Regions from separate parts of the Homo sapiens genome. Here region 1 is linked to region 2. The links are chromatin loops, found by intact Hi-C in ENCODE. Cell type or tissue: B cell. All regions are shown on one strand.

Region 1 (2,500 bases), 1.2 Mb after region 2:
AGCAAAATAAAATGTTTGATTTTTTTTTTTTTCACATTTCTTTTTGTCATAAACCATGGAATATGGCTCAGGATCTCCATCTAGTGGAATCTTTAAGGTGAGAACTCTGTTGTAAAATCTCTTAGTCCTGGAAAGTTGGGGATAGGGCCATTAAATAAGACAAATAATTTTTTTTCTACACACATGCATTTATTGAGAGTCTAATATGATAAGTGTGTGTTGCTTCTTTTTAACTAGGAGAATCCATATTTCCTGGGTTACCATTAATAGGTCAGTCTCTACTAAGGTCTCCAAACCATGAAAGACCATCACATGTCATTTTGTTTACAGGGATAACTGGGTTCTTCCTTCTTCTCTTTCCCAAGCTTATATTATAGAATTTCACTTCTTTTTTAAAAAATCCACTCTGACAGGGTAAGGAAAGGGAAAGGAAAAACCTCAGGAAAAGCCATTTTTCTTCTAGTTGTTAATTCTCATCAAGAGTCTGATGGAGAAAGTTGTTGAGGTATATAACATACAATGTGAGCTCTCTCAGTTATGTCAAAGAGTCATAATAAGTCATGCTGTCTATGTCATGCCCCCACCCATCTGCTTCTCAGGGTGAACATACCCTATTTCTGTGCAGCAGACTGGAGAAATTTCAATGATAGCGTATCACTTTCCAGATAGAACACTTCTAATTCTTTCCGTCCTTGGAATGTAATATATGCAATTCAACTTATATTCCCACAAGCAGTGCCAACTGCTGCCCTCAGAGTAACTTTTGGAAAACTATTAGATGCACAGTCACCACCTCATGTGGCCACCCCAGTGATCTAGAAAGGCTAAGAATTCCTTCCCTGAATTTTGTATCTTTTCTTCATTATGTCTGGGTTTGTTTGTTGGTTTTGAGGCAGGGTCTTGCTCTGTTGCCCAGGCTACAGTGCAGTGGTGTGATAATGGCTCATTGTAGCTTTGAACTCAAGTGATTCTCCTATTCAGCCTTCCAAATAACTGGGACTACATCATGCACTACCATACCCAACTATTTTATTTATTTATTTATTTATCTATCTATCTTTTGTAAAGATCGGGTCTCACTATGTAGACCAGACTGGTTTCTAACTCCTGGCCTCAAGAGATCCTCCCACTGTGGCCTTCCAAAATGCTGGGATTATAGGTGCGAGCCACCAGGCCTGGCCATGTCTGGTATTTTGTTTCATGTGTATGAGTCCATCACCAATTAAACCAGGAAACATTTTTCTTTCTTCCTTCCTTCCTTTTTGTTTCTCTTTCTTTCCTTCCTTCCTTCCTTCCTTCCTTCCTTTCTTTCTTTCTCTCTTTCTCTTTCTTTCTCTCTTTCTCTTTCTTTTTCTTTCTTTCTTTCCCTCTTTTTCTCTCTTTCTTTTTCTTTCTCTCTTTCTTTCTTTCCCTCTTTTTCTTTCTTTCTCTCTTTCTTTCTTTTTCTTTCTTTCTCTCTTTCTTTCTTTCCTCCCTCCCTCAGGCCCACCCTTCCTCCCTTTCTCTCTCTCTTTCTTTCTCTCTTTCTTGACAGGGTTTCCCTACGTTGCCCAGGCTGGTCTTGAACTCCTGGGCTCAAGGGATTCTCCTGCCTTGGCCTCCCAAAGTGCTAGGATTACAGGCATGAGCCACTGCACCTGGCCAAGATTCCTATTTTCTAACTTCTTGGGTTCAGATCGTATGAGTGTCACACTGTCGATATGCTACTAGAAAAGATGGGGACCATTTCGAGTGCAGTAGGGATCTCTTGTTATATTTATGCTGCTCAATAGGCTGTTTATTCATTCACTATATGTGGTAAATTAATGTTTATTAAATTGAATTAAATAACACATAATTTATATACTAGTTGTTCTTTATTGCAAAAGAAAGCATCAATTGTCAGATGGTGCTAAAGACTGCTCTCTGTGACAAATATAAATTCGTGATTGTTGATATAAGTGACCAAAATAATCTATGCCTCAAAATCACCTGGGCCCTGTACAGTCAAATTCAATATTACTTTCATTCATAATTAAGTTTTTATTCAGGATATATGGTGAAATGATTGCATTAACAGCCCCACTTCCTCACCCTTCCATCCTTTTGCCATGTACCTTTGCAGTGTCCTCTCTGACTGTAGCCTCAGGCATGTAGCCTGCTTTGTCCAATAGGATGTTAGCAGACTTGGCTTAAGCAGAAGCCTAAAAAAGCCTTGTAAATTTTTGCTGTTTCTGTCACATCTCAGCCAAAACCATGAAAACACATCTGTCCAGGCAAACCTGCTAGAAGATGAGAGGCATGTGGCCCAGTCACTTATGTCATACCAGGCAAATATTAGGCACATGAATGAGACCAACTGATACAAGAAGAATCACCCAGCAGAGCAAAGCCTAAAGCCCTGACCTGCGGACTCTTGAGCTGTTATTGTCTTAAGCTACTGAGTTCTGTGGCAGTATGTCAAGAAGCATTATTGAGGCAATAGATACCTGATAGATGATGCATGCTAAGTTCTGGAATA
Region 2 (2,500 bases):
TACAGGCACACAATGTGTAATAATCACATCAGGGTAAATGGGGTATCCATCACCTCAAGCATTTATCTTTTGTGTTACAAACAATCCAATTATATTCATTTAAAAATGTACAATAAATGTTTGACTGTAGTCACCCTGTTCTGCAATCAAATGCTAGATCTTTTTTCTTTTTTGAGACAAGGTCTCATCTGTTGTCCAGGCTGGACTACAGTGGCCTGATCTTGGTGTACTGCAGCCTTGGGCTTCCAGGCTGAAGTGATTTTCCCACCTCAGCCTCCTGAGTAGCTGAGACTACAAGTGCACACCACCTCAGCTGGCTAATTTTGGTGTTTTTTGTAGAGACGGGGGTTTTGCCATGTTGCCTAGGCTGGTGTTGAACTCCTGGGCTCAAGTGATCGGCCTGCTTCAGTCTCCTGAAGTGCTAGGATTACAGGCTCAAATACTTATTCTATCTAACTATATTTTGTACCCATTAACCATCCCTACCGCACACCCGTCACCCCCCCACTACCCTTCCCAGCCTCTGGTAACCATCATTTTACTCTGTATCTCCATGAGTTCAATTGTTTTTATTTTTAGCTCCCACAAATAAGTGAGAACATGTGAAGTTTGTCTTTCTGTGCCTGGCTTAATTCACTTAACATAATGACCTCCAGTTTCATCCATGTGGTTGCAAATAACAGGATCTCATTCTTTTTTATGGCTGAATACTACTCCGTTGTGTACATGTATCACATTTTCTTTATCCATTCATCTGTTGATGAACACTTAGGTTGCTTCTAAATCTTGGTTATTGTGAATAGTGCTGCAATAAACATGGGAGTGCAGTTATCTCTTTGATAAACCAATTTCCTTTCTTTTGGGTATATACTTAGCAGTGGGATTGCTGGATCATATGGTAGTTCTAGTTTTAGTTTTTTGAGGCACCTCCACACTGTTCTCCATAGTGGTTGTACTAATTGACATTCTCACCAACAGTGTACAAGGGTTCCCTTTTCTCCACATCCTTGCCAGCATTTGTTATCCAACTTTTTAAAAATTATTATTCAGTAGTACTCTTGAAATTTTAAAAATTTGTATCCTAATATGTGCACATTTTTATTAACCATATATAGTTCTACATCCTAATGTACATGAATTTCATGATAATGTAAATTTGAACATAATACAACTACTAATTGATTCCTGCATTCCTGTCAGCCCTCTTTTTATCATTTGGGGAGTAGGAGTTTGGAGGAGAGGGTGAGGCAGGAAGCAGAGTGGTTGGTGTGGATAGGTCCCAGTGTCCCTGGTATTTCCTAAGCCCAGTGTCACAGATCAAGTTGCCAAAGGGGCATCAGTCAGTGTTCTGGAATTCCAGTCAGCCATGTGTATAGAATTGTCCCCATTCATGATTAAACTAGAGTGGAAAATGACCACCAGGTGGTACTACAACCCAGTTGAGACTAAGATAGACTTGGTTCTCAGCCAGATGCCCAAACTCCTGGTTGGTTAGCTATGCAAGTTCCAACATAATGCAACAGTTTTACAAGTTCCTTTCTACATCCGAATGAACTTCAGTGGACACCTCTTGGTACACACACATTCAATAATATGCATTTTTAACAAGCTTCTAGATGATGCTGATGTTGTTTGGAGTTGTTCTACACAGCAGTCAGAGCAACCTTCTTAAAACCCAAAGACCACGACATTTCTCTTCTTTAATAGCTTGGCTATGTATGGAATATTGTCAGACATAGATAAAGGGTAAAAGGGGGCACATGTCTGTTAGTTTTCTTTGGGTAAAGCCTCAAATAATAGACAACATAACCACAAGCCAATATTCTGAAATTTAATAGTGCAGAATAGCCAAACTGCACCAATACACTTGTCCCATTTAGTGGAAACACTGCAAAAACCCATTACAAAAAAAAAGCCATCATAAAGTAACAAAATATTTAAGAAACTTAAAAGTAAGCCATTTGGCTTCCTATCCCTGTGGCAGTTTCACATCTACTAAGACTGTATTATAGAACTAACTAACACTCCACTGTATTTGGAGACAATTCAGAAATAAGGACATGGACTAATTCTTTATGTCTCCAAGAGATTTCTATTTCAGTAATGAATTATTGTCATTTTCATTGCTAGGTCCTGAGTATGACCCTAAGATTATGTAAAATATATCGGAATAGTATGATTATTTGTATTTGCGATTACTATTTTTACTTTTCTGAAAATACTTTCACCTGCTATTATCCTCCAAGTAGCTCTGTAAATAAAATGCAGAGAGGTTTCAGAGTTCTCAAAATTGAGCATGCATCAGAATCACCTGGAGAAATTCTGATTCAATCGGTCTGAAAGGAAACTCAGTAATTCGCATTTTTAACAAGCTGCTAGATGCTACTGCTGCTGGTCCACTGCCCACACTTTGAGTTAGCACTGTTTTAGGGTAGTGGTTCTTAACTTTGGCTACACATTGAATTTATGTGGATGAGAAGATTTTTAAAAAGTATCTGGG

What was found. A loop is a pair of places that touch in the nucleus more often than their neighbours do. Peaks named below come from ENCODE experiments on the same cell type or tissue, not always from the same donor. Only the 100,000 strongest peaks of a DNase experiment are listed, where the experiment ranks them.
Region 1: a loop joins it to region 2, with 15 times the contacts of the local background. A loop is called at or near these places in 7 of 110 quality-filtered maps.

The regions. Positions count from the first base shown.
Region 1 is chr3:143,763,696-143,766,195 of GRCh38, forward strand. All of the region lies in intron 4 of SLC9A9 (solute carrier family 9 member A9), which reads right to left. Among named protein-coding and RNA genes, the nearest start is that of SLC9A9, 84 kb to the right of the region's middle. In B cell, a CTCF peak has its summit at 1,394; no DNase peak of the experiment used is centred here.
Region 2 is chr3:142,585,580-142,588,079 of GRCh38, forward strand. No RefSeq gene overlaps it. Among named protein-coding and RNA genes, the nearest start is that of ATR, 8.1 kb to the left of the region's middle. In B cell, CTCF peaks have their summits at 1,409 (motif pointing right) and 1,608; a DNase peak (open chromatin) is centred at 1,432.